Linked DNA regions of Homo sapiens: region 1 is linked to region 2. The links are chromatin loops, found by intact Hi-C in ENCODE. Cell type or tissue: Calu3. All regions are shown on one strand.

The links. Hi-C counts contacts between places; a loop is a spot of excess contacts. Peaks named below come from ENCODE experiments on the same cell type or tissue, not always from the same donor. Only the 100,000 strongest peaks of a DNase experiment are listed, where the experiment ranks them.
Region 1: it touches region 2 in a loop (2.5-fold over the local background); 6 of 110 quality-filtered maps call a loop at or near these places.

Annotation. Positions count from the first base shown.
Region 1 is chr2:136,928,028-136,936,027 of GRCh38, reverse strand. The region is part of intron 2 of THSD7B (thrombospondin type 1 domain containing 7B); the gene reads right to left. Among named protein-coding and RNA genes, the nearest start is that of THSD7B, 170 kb to the right of the region's middle. In Calu3, a CTCF peak has its summit at 3,172 (motif pointing left); a DNase peak (open chromatin) is centred at 3,117.
Region 2 is chr2:137,463,514-137,471,513 of GRCh38, reverse strand. All of the region lies in intron 15 of THSD7B (thrombospondin type 1 domain containing 7B), which reads right to left. Among named protein-coding and RNA genes, the nearest start is that of HNMT, 500 kb to the left of the region's middle. In Calu3, no CTCF peak of the experiment used is centred here; a DNase peak (open chromatin) is centred at 4,053.

The sequences.
Region 1 (8,000 bases), 540 kb after region 2:
ACTATATATATATTTCTAGAAATATATATTTCTAAATTTAAAATATATAGATAATATATTTAGAATATTCTCTAGAATATATAATTATATAATTATAATTATATAAGATTATATATTACATATTATAACTATATTATATGTAATTATATAATAGAATATATAATTATTATAGAATGTAATAAATAGCTTGGCATATGCCCAAGCATACCTGGCCATAATTGTCCCAACTGTCCCCCCTTCACAGAGCACACTCTTTTCTTCTCTTTCTCCAGGTTCTTACCAATCCCCAGAGTATGACAGACTTCGTCAGCAGTCCTCATGGCTTTGGGAACAGTAAATTATACCAGTCACATATAACATCTTCATACTGGAGAAATGACACTGGGTTCACAATCTGAATCTCAATATACTAATGTCTTTTAATCCATGGATTTTTTTCATCAAGTTAAAAATATCTGCCCCTAAACTCACCCATTGTGTTGATACATCAATGGCTTAAAGTAGCTAGTGATTGGTGAATCTCAGAACATATTCAAATCTTCCATCCAGTTTTATTCCCTACATCATGGAGAATAAAAATGACAAAATAATAACTACTCTGTTATTGGCAAGCGCTAAACACTTTCTATAGAGTCTCCTCTTTGAATCCTCACCACAATACCATGATGAAGGTTTAATGACCCCATCATGCAGATTAAAAAACTGAGGCTCAGAAAAGTGTAGTAATTTTCACCACCACTGGGAGGTAGTGAAATCAGTGTTCAAAAGGGTCTCACTCAAAAGCCAATAACAAAGGCTCAAAAGAGAGAAAAAGTGTTCTGCATAAATACAAATATGAAATGAAATTTGAACACAGAAAAAAAGGTAGTTTTATATCTGAATCATTTCTTAGAAGTGTTTGAATGCTGTTAAGTCTGAATATGAACCTCTAATTGCCTTTGAATCCATGATCCTATTCTCATAATCAAACTCCTCATAAATACCACAGTTTTACCTTGGAAGAATGTATCTTTTATATTCACCTTAATTTTGAAAGTTTCTTAAATTCTCCACATATAATGCATTATAAATTACTATTAATCTGTCTATTTGCTAAAATTCTTAAATGATTTATGAGATAAAAATCTTAATACAAATGATTTAGCACTTTTGTAAAATAAACTGGTAGAAATTTTAAGATAGGTCAAAATAATTAAAGTTTTAAATGCACTCAAAAGAAAAGGTAAATTGTATGCTAAAATTCTAAAATGACTTAAGTATGCCTAATCTATTGTTGCTCCACTACACTTACTTTCTAAAGTTGACAATGGCCAATAATTTCTTCTTTTTGTAATAAATTTTCCCTAGTGCATATATGATTTTTGTCTATCTTCATAATAAATTTTCCCTAGTGCATATATGATAGTTGTCTATCTTCATCTACAGAAGATACTGAGCTTCCTAACCTCTTGCTAAACAAAACAAATATAACTTCTGCAGGTCTACAGATTCATTTGCCAATAATTTGTTTATGCAATGATAATGCAGTGAAGTTATCCATGTTTAAGTGTAAAACAATGAAAGACATAAATTTTTATTTTTACTGGAAATGAGAGTGTTCCACTGTTCTGAACAATCCATTAACTACTATACCTAAACAAAGTCTTTATATTGTTATGTTTCTCATTTCATGACTTTTTATAGCTAACATGTTTTCAGCCAAAAATAATGTGATTAGAAAAGAGTTCAATAAAAATATGTGGCAATGCAATAAGTATAGAAGTTAATGAATTTCTCTATGACTAGAAAACAATTATTGATTACCTATTTTTGGAAAGCTTTAAATCAATTTTCATGTCATTTACTATAAAAAGTTTCTGGAAAAAAACTCAAGAGGAGTTAGATAAAAGGTTTTGAAACTAATAAGATATTGATTTTTCTAACTTTGTATGCTAATTTGTGGATTTAATAGCCCCTAATTTAATTAGACTAATGCCTTTTTGTGTCAATGAGGCTTGTAGAGAAAGGCTGCCTGGCAAACTGTCTGAATTTCTGAATTGGTATATCTCCAAAGAGAGAGAAAACACTTCTAGCTTGGGAACCTCAGTTAATAGCGCAACCTAAATAGCTATGAATTTGGAAGATCTGTGTGGTTTTACACTTATTTCTTAGTAATCTGCCACTCTGGGTCAGTAGAATACATTAGGAACTGAATAAAATTTTCAGTTAGGTTCAATATCAATTAGATTAATACAATTAAGCATTAGAATATGAAAAGAGAATATAGTAGACTTAACATCTGTGATAATACTGAAGGATGGGGGGACAGGGAACAGAGAGAAAGGGACAGAGAAGAAGAGATTGATTATTAAAAAGATAGCGATGCAATTAAAATCTATCAATAATAAAAAAAAGCCAGTTGGAGTCTCTTCACAAACTAAGAATTTTCTTTTGTTGTTTTTTTGTTTTTGAGACAGAGTCTCCCTCTGTCACCCAGGTTGGAGTGCAGTGGTGTGATTTCGGCTCACTGCAACCTCTGCCTCCTGGGTTCAAGCCATTCTCCTGCCTAAGGCTCCTGAGTAACTGGGACTACAGGCGCCAGCTACCATGCCCAGCTAATTATTGTATTCTTTTTTAGTAGAGGCAGGGTTTCACCATGTTGGCCAGATTGCTCTTGAACTCCTGACCTCAGGTGATCTGCCCACCTGGGCCTCCCAAAGCGCTAGGATTACAGGTGTGAGCCACCACGCCCGGCTAAACTAAGAATTTTCTGACAACCACTAGATAGTAATCATAATAGATCTGAAGTTATCTTTTATTTTCCAAGTCCAAACAACTTGAAAATGTATTACAGAAAAACGAAACAGTCAATGTTGAACAGGAAGGAAGGAAGGAAGGAAGGAAGGAAGGAAGGAAGGAAGGAAGGAAGGAAGGAAGGAATGGCGGGCAAAATATATAATCTACAAATGCAGAAGTCACTCCTGGAATCAAGTCTGATATTAAGACATTCCTCCAGTAACAGAAGCTGGACTTCCAAAACCGCCTTTCTTTTAACCACTGTGAAAGCCACCCATGCTTTATCTGCACCAAGTCGACCCTACTGCCTCTGGTGCCTTCCAAGCTTTTCTGGAACATTACCTCCTCCTGGTGGCCTGAAAGGGAAGCTATTGAGCCCCTTTCATCCTTCCTTACCACCTGATTTCTCCCCCAACTCTACAAATTCACACTGAACAGCTGACCTTGAACAACACAGGTTTAACTGCACAGGTCCGCTTATATGTGGATTTTCTTCTGTGTCTGCCACCCCTGAGACAGCAAGGCCAGCCCCTCCTCTTCCTCCTCCTCAGCCTACTTAACATGAAGAGGATGAGGATGAAGACCTTTAAGATGATCCACTTCCACTTAATGTATAATAAATATATTTTCTCTTCCTTGTGATTTTCTCAATAATGTTTTCTTTTCTCTAGCTTACTTAATTGTAAGAATATGGTATATAAAATATAATATACAAAATAGGTTAATCAACTGTTTATGTTATCAGTAGAGCTTCCTGTCAACCATAGCCTATTAGTTAAGTTTCAAAACAGTCAAAAGTTATAAGCAGATTTTTGACTTCGCAGGGGCCAGTGCCCCAAACCCCCACAGTGTTCAAGGGTGAACTGTATTTTCACTGTTTCCATATCTTCCTGCCATGACTCAAATAATTTCAACTCAGGGATTAATTTGCAGATTAATTTGCACATCTATCCTTTTTTCATTCTATCTCTTTCAATTTTTAGTAAAATTTCCTTAGGAAAATAATTTTCTTCTTCTTATCTTTCCTCTTTCCATCTCACTCTTTGATTTCTACAATGAGCTAAAAATTGACTGTTGAGTTTAGGTTTGAATTTCAGGTAAATTATCAATAATTAGTGTGTTACTTTGAGAAACAAGACTTTGGAAAATTATACCAAAGAGGCTTAAAGAAAGATATAATAATATCAAGAAAAAGGAAAGCCACCAATGTACTTGAAATAAGTATCAGAACCAGTCCTATCTATGTTAAATATAATTTTTTAAATGTTAGGTCCAGTAAATCTGCATTAAAGGTAATTGAAATAATATCAGAACTATTACTTTCTACATTAAATGATTTGCAAAATGCCTAAAATGTTATTTGAAATATCTAAAATTGTTTTCTCCATCTATTAAAACCTCTGAACTAAATGTGCCAATATACTATAAGTGTTATATATTAAAAGCTAGTCCTGGTTTACTTTTACTGCCTCTTGGTTTGCACAATACAGTCTACTTTTTTCATTGTTAATGTAGAATGTATCATGGACTGTTATATGGATTATATGGATCTTTATTGGCTAGTGTTTGACTAAACACTTTTCGTGACATCTATTAGGAGGTAAAGCTCTGCATATTTTATACAACAGAGAATCACAGGGACATGGGGAGCAAAAAGTCAACTTCCCACAGCACCAAGCAGACCAATAGCGGCTGTGTTTGCTGAGAATACACCCTCCCAGCATGAGGGAAAGATCAGGAAAACACAATATAACTAGCATTAGCCCAAACATGGAGCATGAACCTCCACCATCACCTTGACAAGAGGCAGTCTCATGAAGAGAAAAGAGCACTGGTTTGGAACCAAACAAACTTAAACTTTGATTCTTAATCCACCTTGTAAGTAGCAATTTAACCTTGACCAGATTACTATATTCCCTGAGCAATAATTTCCTCAATTGTAAAATTCGGCTAGTGAGGTTTGCATTCTAGGGCTGTACTAACACATGCATGTATGTGTGCATGTATATATAGCTGCACATACACACATGTATATACATATTTCCCTTCGACCTACTTGTCATTGATCTGACCTTTACAACCTTCTACTTTGGGGCTACATTTGGGGCCACTTTGGGGCTTCAATCTCTTCATTCAGTCCCATGAGGCTGTTAAAAATTGTGGCAAACATATCCAGTCTTAAATATTTATGGCCTCGTGACTAGAAGAAAAATGGCTTTTTCTAACCAGAACAATCAGGAAAAAAAGTTCTGGGAAAGCACTATTATTGGCCCAGACTGAGATAAATAGTCATTGTTAGACAATGACTGCTCTGGGGAATGTAGTACTATATTGAACCAGCCTGAGACAGGACTAAAGGGGCAGACGTCTCTTAGGCCTGTGTTATATCGATTATAAATATATAATCAATAATATAATAATTGATTATTTCCTATTTGTCTTAAGCTGAGACCTGTGCCCCTTTAGTCCTGGCTCAGGCCGATTCTTTAAAATATCTGTGGTATTTTTTCTCTCTGAGCAGACACAAAGACTGGCTTACACAAAGACCATGTCAGCATCTTGGACTCTTTACTCTTTAGAGCTGATATACTTTAACATCTCTCTAAAGTCACAAATCATTATTCATTCTTCAGCTACATCCATCAGCCTGGATGCTGGCAGTCATTTTCTAGCTGGGTACCACTTTCAGATTCATCTTCCCAGCACTATACTTTCACATTACTTCTAGATTCAAGAACCAATCATGGTTTTGTATGGCCTGTCATAGAGATCAAACCTCTGCCATTTAGTCTTAAAGCTTCTTCAGTGGCTGGCCCTCCCTTATCCAGCCAACTTTATCTGCTACTATTCCTTCGCATGAACCATTCTTCTGGGATACTTAACAGTCTCTGATCATGCCACAGTTATTCTCCTCTAGGCCTCTGATTGTGCTAATTTTATTGCCTAAAATGCTCTACTCTCTCTGTTCCAAATCCCAATAATTCATTATAGCCTAATGCTCCAATTCTGTCCTATTTTTATATGCAACTCATACTGATCTCTCCCTTCCTTGAATTCTTACAGCATTCATGTGGAATCATTTATATAGTAATTGATTATTTCCTATTTGTTCTGCCATTTCTCCATTTTGGTTATAAGAACTTGCAGAGCAGAGATGTGCTTTTGTGTCTTCCTCACAGTGCAGGTCATAAAACACACATAACCACAAACTTGATTTTCATGCCCTTTGCAGGCCAACAACCACCTTCTTCCATACCCTAAAGAGTTAATCTTAGAATTAAAAACAAACAGGATTTCTCTGTGATTAAGCTCATCTGTCTTATTTCTCTGTAGCTGTCATGAAAATGTTATGTTTCTAATTCAACGTTTATGTCCAGTTCTGCTACTGCATAAAGGTCATCTTCATCTAGTCATGCGACACAGGAGTCAGAAACTGGAAATTCACACATGTTTACAACAGCTTCATTGCAAGCAACTACCCCACAGGGAACACCTGGTGCTCTGAGTCACAAATAGGCCAGCAGTCTGCAGTTGTGGACACCAGCACCTACCTCCTAAAACACCTGAAAACCTTACTCCTAAATCTTAAGTAGCTAGTTTAGCCTTACATCAAGCTGATAAGACAAAATACCACTTCCTCCTGCCTTAATTGAGCTGACATCAGTGGTTGTTATTTTGAGGAGTGATGAAAATTTCCTGAGTGGCTTCTAAAAGATGTTATTGCATTTTTGTTTTAACTTATGAATGCACAGAACCTAAAACCTACTAAGATGACATACAAAGACCTGACATTTTGAAGTAAATACATAAGACCAATGACTATATAGAAAAACAAGATGTACGTACTTTAATACTATTGATTGATTTATGTAGAAAGCTGCAGAAGTGGGAAGTCATAGCAAGTGGGGACAGGAAGGAAACAATCTCTGATTTAGAGTGATAAGTGTCTCAAAACTAAATTAAATAAACTAAAGCAACCATCTGTTTTACAAACTGAAATGATTAATTTTTAGTAAATCTTCTGATGGTGCACTATTTTTGGCAGAGTATTAATCTACAAGAAACAGAGCAAACGGGCAATCCCACACATTTCATAAAGGATAACTACATTTTCCAGTTATCCATCTGGGTCCTTTTCATTTCAGTAGTTTAATTAAAACTCAATGGTATTATCAATCTGTTACGTTTTTCATGTTGATGGCTATTACATTTACAGTACAGCAGGAGTACAAATTAAAGTGAGAAGATGATAAATCTCATCTTCAAATTTCATTTCTGTTTCTCTAGTAACTAATACTCTGGTAATATTTTTTAGCTCACTCATGTTTATAGAACTATTTTCATGATTTTTATGATTAAAATAAAGGGAAAAAAGGGAAGTGATTTTTCAATAGCTTTTATTCCTTTTTGCATATATTATGTTTTGTGACTCTTCTATCAACCCACTCTGCAGATATATTTCAGATGAGCTCCTAAAACTCTGTAATTATAATTTTCTTCTGTTAAATATTTGTTGTATTTTTTCTGTATAAATCTTTTAATGTTAGACTTCCTCAAATTAAAATAAGATGCATATCATTCAATTATGAATTATGGGTATTTAAATTTATATGTAAAATACAGTTATTTTTTGTATGAATCATTAACCAAAAGCAATTATTGCCTTTTATACCAAGAATTCACCTTCCAACCTAGGTCATTAGATATGCATCCTTTCAGGTATACCAGGATACAGTCACATCATCTTATTAACATAAAATTGTACATTGGATTACAATAATGTCAAACACAGGATGCAGTGGGTTAGGCTAAAAACAAACGCTATACAAATGCTTTCAAAATGCAGATGGTTCCCAACTTAGAATGGTTTGACTTACAATTTTTCAACTTTATGATGGTGCAAAAGCCATATGTGCTTAGTAGAAACCACACTTCAAGTAACCATACAACCATTCTGTTTTTCATTTTTAGTACAGCGTTCAGTGAATTATATGAGATATTCAACACTTTATTATAAGATACACTTTGTGTTAGATGATTTTGCCCAAAAGTAGGCTAATGTAAATGTTCTAAACATGTGCAAGGCTAGGCTAAGCTATGATGTTTGGTAGGTTAGGTGTGTTATAAGCATTTTCTACTTATGATATTTTCAAGATGGGCTTATCAGGATGTAACTCCATTGTAAGTCAAGGAGCATCTGTATTAAAAACTTCACAACTGTAAGC
Region 2 (8,000 bases):
AACAAGCAGAAGTGCAAACCACAGTGTGAAGACGGGCTCTTCCTATGGCACCACGTGCCACCCCAGAACTTTGAGGATCACAAATTTGAATTTAGCTTTCTGGGTAGTTATGAAGGTGTATTTGTCAAGGCAGAAGGATAAAACGTATTTTATATAACAGTTTGTTGGCTTGTTTTATAACTTAACAATTTAAACATATGAAATGTGGATGTGTATTTGAATTCCCTCTCCAAATCACAGATATTAAGGGATGAGCCTGGCTTTTGATGTTTGTCTTAGAAATGGGAAGAGCTGGCCAGGTGCAGTGGCTTACACCTATAATTGCAGCACTTTGGGGGGCCGAGGCTGGTGGATCACCTGAGGTCAGGAGTTCAAGACCAGCCTGGACAACACAGCAAAACCCTGCCTCTATTAAAAATATAAAACATTAGCCAGGCGTGGTGGCAAGTGCCTGTAATCCCAGCTACTTGGGAGGCTGAGAGAGGAGAATCACTTGAACCTGGGAGGCAGAGGTTGCAGTGAGCTGAGATTGTGCCATTGCACTCCAGCCTGAGTGATGAAGTGAGACTCTGTCTCAAAAAAGAAAAAAAAAAAAAAAAAAAAGTAAAGAAAAATAAAGAAATAGGAAGGGCTGGTGGAAGAGGGAGGGAAGACAGTCATTATACTGGTATACTCTGTCTAAAGACTATAGACATTCTCAGATTCAGCTGAAGAGTGCCAGACATTCTGATTTTTAAAGGAATATTGGGAATCCAAATTTTAATGCAGAAAATTCTAATTTTAAAATCTTGACAACTAATTTTAAAAATTGACAGCTGGTAGCAAACACTGACTAGTCCAAATAATGTATTCTGTAGCTGAGAGCTGGCCAGAGGCCCACTAGCTTACAACGGTTTGGGCTTGAAGAAAATTTGCAACATCATGGAGTTTCCAGTGCTCTTCTTTCAGCATCCTTACTAGCATCGTGATTAATAATAATGGCTACCTATCATTACATGCCAGGTGTTATATTAAGATTTTTGAACATGCTATTTCAACAGCATTCATACTTCCCAGTGTTTTTTGTTTGTTTGTTTTCATCCACGGGAAAGCTGAGGAGCTCAACCACCCATTTCCACTTGTCCCGTCTCTTTTATAATAATTTGTAACAAGAAATCTGTTTATCCTTTTGCTCAGCAAGTATAGTAAGGACAAAGTATAAGGTCATGGATTAGAACATTTACCTGGTCTGTGAAGAGATTAAACCTTGGTGAAAATTGTTGTAATTAAGTGAGTTAATCTGCTTCCCATATTGATTCCAAGTCTGTAATTCAATAATAGGTTCTGGGAAAGTGAAACTTGAACCTTCTAAGCAATATGGGCATTGGGCATAAAACTCTTCTGCTTCTATGCCAATAAAGTGTCATCTCTCAATTACAACTTCTTTTATAGCTTTTCCATAACTCCTTCAAATAGTCTTCTAGATGGGCTATAAAGTAGTTAATCAGAGTAAATTAAAATTTGTACTTAGTACTAAAATGTAAATTAATTGTATGTTTTCCCCCAAATCTAACCATTTGAAACATCTGGTATGGATATTTTAGTGCTTCATTCACTCTAATGGTGATAATTTTAGCAAGTTATTAAAACTACTTCTCACTTCCCCATCATAGTAGTCCAAAAGATGCAGCTAATGTTTCAGCATTGAAGCATCTCTTACAAAGTCATTAGAGAAACAACCGGTGCTCTTTGGTTCATCACAAAGTAAAATAGAGCAGAACGTTATCACCTGTCCACTGCCCACCAGACAATGAAACCACTGTCCTTACTGTGAAAAAAGTTTAAAGTTTTCAAGAATCAAGGGCATTAAAAATTAATCTTTTCACTGCTAAGTTTTATACTTTTGCATATCAATTTCCCCCAGCTGTGATAGTTTCTTTTATAACATCTGCTGGAGAGGAGGGATGCAAAGTGATTGTATTTAAGCACAGCAATACTTATTTGATGATTAAGGCCAACAGAATTATGGGAATTTTGTGACACGTAAATGATATAAATTATATAAAAACTAAAAATGCTCATTTCTTTTAATTAAGAAATAAGTCAGGAAAGATTTTTCCGATGTTCTGAATAATGTGCATTACAAATGACTGATAATAATTCATGCAAAGAGGATCGCATATTGAATTCAGAATGTTCATATTTCACTTTTACATTACAAAACTATTTCTATTCAGTTTTCTTTCTCTTAGTACTTCGCTATCTCTATTTAGCGTTATGCAGCTAACTTGACTAATTTTTCTCGCCAGAATTATTCAGTGTTCTATTCAATTACCTTTCTGGTTTGATCTCTTAGACATGGGAGACTTAAATATTAATCCCTGTAATCCCAAGGGTGAGGAGCCAGAATCTAGACAGATCCAGATAGGTCTTACATTCAAACCAGTAAATGTTCTATTTTCATAAATTATTTTCCCTGGACTTTATTGAACTTGCCATTTGTTTCAGTTTCATATAGACATGGCCTAATCAACTACATAAAAACCAACATTTTAAAAGTTGACAAATACACAGAATTAGCAATTCAGTAGTCAATAAAAAGGTCCAATCTCTTTTGACCACACCGATACATTAAAAGGACTGAATCAAACTTTTCCCCTTTTACTCTCTTTCACAGGGCTTGATGCTTCCTGTCTGGTTTCTAGCTCTGACTGATGTAGAGGGTAATGTAAACACCATAAAGAATCCATAGGGAAGTTCATATAAGGCCAAAAACGGAATCTGAAAATAAAGTATCTAAATATACATGCTAACTATTTTCCAGTGACTCAATTTACTCAGAGAAAATAATGTAATATTTTCACTATGTCAAAAGTTCTACCCACCGCCCCCACCCCCACCCCCCACCCCTCCACACACACAAATCTATTTGCCTCTGAAGCTTTTATTTTTTCTTTTCTTTTTTGTTTGGAGGCACACAGACTTTCCCTCATGTGGTTCCAAGTGCTCAGCCCTTGGAGACTCATAATGGCGATAGAAGATAAGACACATGCCTTCTAGCATCTTCAAGTTTAGAGGACAAACCAGGAGAGACACATGCAAAACAGTAGAACAATAGCAAATAACTAGATGGGTATGTACATACTAAACCAAGCTTTAAGTGTTTGATGTCTCATTGCCTTGCACTTGCTAAGATTCTACCCTCACCTCTTCTGAATGTATCATCCCTCTGGGGCTTTTTAAACTTTTTATAGCAACTGTATATCTAAATCTAAATATATAAATCTCCTTAAATGACAATTTTCACTGGGATTTCTTTTCATAAATACAGGCTCTTATTTCACTTTCCTGCAAAATAATATGCAGCTCTACTTCTCCCTGCCAGCTGCTATTGTTACAAGCATTACTAAAAGGTGTTTCAACTTCAATAGTCTACAGAAGGTTTAACTTGGATCAAAACATTCTGGAGAAATCTATAGAAAATATTAGGCTTAGTTTTCTTCATTAGCATTCTTATGAGCACTCATTAATATGTGCATAATTTTACTATGCCTTTAAATCATTCATAAATAACCCAAAGAGGCTTACATAGTTACAGAGGTCAGAGAAAACAGAAGGAGAAACATGTGTTGTATGCATGTATTGCTTATCTGATTTGGGGTTTCCTTATTTATCATTTGAGTGAGGCATGAAGGTTGTTTACAGAAAATAGCTTGCAAGATAGAATCATCCCTTTGCCAAAAATGTAAGTGTCAAGGAAGAGCCCTGGTCAATGCAACTTGCATCCTCATAGAGAAAGTATTAGGCCAATTTTTCCATTGCAGATGAGACTTTCTGATATGTGACTTAAAACATTACTTAATTTTCCCATCTCAACATTTTATTTAAAATTAATTATACTTTTGTCAAATTAGGTATCAAAAAGAGAGTAACATTAAGTGTATATAGGGGACATTCTTATTTACTCCTCAACAAGCATTCCACCCTAGGTGATCAGCCTACGAAAAAACCTTCCCACTAGTTAATACACACTAGCATCTCAAAGTGTAATCTGCAGACCAGCAGCTTTGCCCTCATCTGGCAGCTGTTAGAATTGCAGGCTATCTCCTTTCCCCAGACCTACTCAATCACAATGTGCACTGAAACAACATCTGTCAGATGATTCACGTACATATTAAAGTCTGTGAAGTCCTGCCCTCCCACACCAGTATATAACAAATGTATTCCAGGTGTGACTGAGACATTGCTGTCACCACCCCACAGAGCCTAGGGTCTCAGATCGTTCACTGCTGCCTTAAGCAGTTCTGAACATGTATCCCAGTTCGTCAGACAAATATTATAGATTTCTATATGTGCCAAGAAGTTTAAGAAATAAAAGGTTGGAAACCACTTGTCTGAGCAAATCAAGCTCTTCCCAGGACTTCTTCCAATGAGTAGTTCACGAATGGACATACATGCAGCTTCAGTCAGTGAGGCATGAGGGAAAGGCTTCTGGGGGAGCTGGGGAGGCATTGGGAGAATTTTATTGTACTTAAGATTCCCAGAACAGCAACACTCTCTTATTCTTTTGGTCACTGCTGCTTCAGGAGGCTACTCTGCAAACTGCTGGGCCATTTTGCTAACAACCAGAGGATGAAGCCAACACTGAAGATGACAAAACAGACAGAGATGAAAAGAAGCTCTGTCTTTATGACATTGCTGAGCCACAGAGCCAACCTGCCCTGGAGTCTCCATAACCTCTGGACTTCTTGCTATATGAAGTAATGCATTTCCTTACTCTTCAAGCCCATTTTGGCTTAAGGTTTCTTTTAGTTGCAAATCATCCTAATAAAGAGGAGAAAGGGCAATTTTGCTGATTGCGTGCAAACTGGTTTCATGTATATTTGAAAAAGGTAAAGCAGCTCAGATGCCAAAGCATCTAGAGTAGGCGTGTCCAATCTTTTGGCTTCCCTGAGCCACATTGGAAGAAGAATTGTCTTGGGCCACACATAAAACACAGTAACACTAATGATAGCTGATAAGCTAAGAAAAAAAAATCATAAAAAAAAACCATCTCATAATGTTTTAAGAAAGTTTACATATTTGTGTTGGGCCACATTTAAAGCCGTCCTGGGCCACAGGCAGGCCATGGGTTGGACAAGCTTGATCCAGAGCATTATTATCAATACTTCACACTTTATGACCTCCCACTCAAAACTGGAATGCCAGTGCTCAATGGAAACTCATTGAGCAGTAGAGTAAAATAAGTGTGTGATGAATAAATGAAAGAACGAATGAATAATAGCACAAGTACACTGAGTTAAAGTCTTCCAAAATATTTACCGTTACCTTGAATTCCATTTTATTGTTACCACTTCTCTTTTTGAAAGCTACTGGGGCTTATGAACAAATTACTGTTTGCTACAAAATTCTCATCCATATTATAAACTTATATCATTTTACCCACCTGCATAATACTTGCAATGCTTTTAATTATATAGCATGAGGATACACATATAATATTTAATGAATAATGCAAAGGAAAATATATTTACCACCATATCGTGCCACTCCAAACCATGGGAACATGAAATACCTTATATTTTATTTTTCCACATATTCAGAGGAATATACACAGCCATCAGGTAAGGTCTTTCCCCACCTAAGCAATAGAAAGTTGTTGGAAGCTTCAGGTTCAGTTAAACCATCTTCCAAAAGAGATTACTTGCTCATGGTAAATGCCACTTGACATTAGTGGTTCAGAGAGTCATTGTCAGACGGCAATATTAGAGGATGAAGCCAGAGTGCTACTGGCTTGTTTGCCTCTAAGAACAATGAACATGTAGTACACACCCATGTTACTGATATGTCTTATTACACTTGCATTCATTAGGGTGGAAGATGTATTCAAAGTAGGAAAGAACAATGATGGACCAAGTGTCAGGACCCCTGTTCTAGTCAGTAATTAGGTGTCACATCACCGCTCTGAGTCCCAGTTACCTCATTGACAGAATGAAGGGGTTGCCTTAGACAGCAATTCTCAGTCTTATCTGCCCATTAGAATCACCTGGAGATTTATAAACATATAGACAGTTGGATCACATTACTAGATATTCTGATTTAATTGGTCCAGGAAGAGGAGCAGGGGTCATAAATCTCATGTAAATCTAATGTGCAGCCACGTTTGGCAACTAGTAGATTAGATATTTTTAGGCTTCTTCCCAACTTGAACTGTCTTTTATTCTAGTATTCAATTGTCCTGGAATGTCTTAGTTATGTTCAGCCAGGTACTCTTTTTTTTTTTTATGAATGGGGAATGCCATTGAAGGGGCTCACATCCCAGTCCCACCCTACTCTGCCTCCTGCTTACTCCTAGTTTCAGACAAACAAAACTATACTTGGTAGCAGTGGTAGAAAAAAGGATTAATATATGGCAGAGCACATAAAGGAGAAAAAAAAGGCTCCTTGTAGGATTGTTCTGAAGCCTTTGCATGTCCTTATTTCTCTCTCCTAAATTGGAACATGCTTTGGGCTCTACACCCAGATTTGCTCTTTGCAATAATCTTGATTCAACATCCACAAAGGATAAGGAATCAGTCTCAGGAGAGACCACATAAGATTGCAGAGAGAGATGATTATACACCTATTTTACTCCAAACACAAGCGACTGAACATACATATCTAATCGACCACTGGGCTATCATAAAGCATATTTTTATTGGAAATAAAATTTACTTCTGGTTTCAACATGGATAGCATAGACCACACACTATCCTCAGTAAAATAAATAAATAAATAAATAAATAATTTTTTAAACAGTCAATTGAGCAGCTCTTCAATATGGAGATAATACTAATAGCAACTTTTCACTGTGCTCTGGCCAAATTCCAACTACTGGAATCTGTATTTCTATGCCTAAGGGTTTCTTCCAGAACAGAAGACTGCTTATGCTTAGTACAAAGTGCAAAGACTTAACATTCCCTCCACCAGGGACTCTCAGAAATTTCCTTATGAATATTCCAGCTCCCTGGCCCTTCAGGTGAGATAAATCTGAGGCAAGTGTTTCGCACAGCCTCCCAGAGTTACCCACAAGCTTAAACTTCAGTGGCCACTATGGTACCTGGCTTAATAATGTGTCTCTCTTGGCTTCTTCTTCTCTTTGTAACACTTCCTACTCACTTTCCTAATGGTGTTGTCTGCACTTAATAATAAAAATCTTACTCCTGAATTCTGCACTCTTTCTGGAAGAACCCAACCTAAGATAACACTGTTAGCAGTTTTCAAGTCACTTGTGGGAACTGAGTAGTATATGTTTTGAGGGTTTTGGGGAGGGATAAACATTAAAACCAAAAAGTAAATGAGGAAATCATATTGTAATGTAATGTGAGAGACCCAACCAGATGCCCCTCTATCAATTATGATGGACCTAAAGGTTAAAAAAACAGTTATCTACAAGTTAGAGATTCAGGGTCCGGCTGGCATGACAAATATCTATATTCCTATGGTCTAAACCTCCTAACCATAGGAGCCATCAACCCTGATTTACAACCCAGACCTACAACTCTGATTACACAGAGGACCAGCCTTACAAACATCCTTTTCTGATAAGCTATTGCAGACTTTAAGCCAGTTTTAGTCAGCTTATAGAGGCTGTGCAGAAGCTGCCTTTGTGTCTTACAGATAACTTTTTGACATAAAGTGCAAAATTCCACCTCATTTTAATGCTAAAGCCCTCCCAAGTGAAGATGAGATATTTGTTACATATATGTCTATCCATTGTTTATGCACTCACCTCACCTCATATACATGTACAGCTTTTCCCCTAAACCTGCTAAATATGGATGATACTGGCTCTGTGAGGCAAAAACCCAATATGTCCTTCTCCTCTTCAAAGAGAGAACATCTTTTGTCCACACTGGAGACTTTTACTTCCAGGCTTGATAACCAATATTGCCAATAAAGCTCTTGTAGCTATTATTTGGCCATCCTGGTGGTCTTTGGAATGATAGTAGAGAAAGAAAAGCCACAGAAGGGTAAATGGG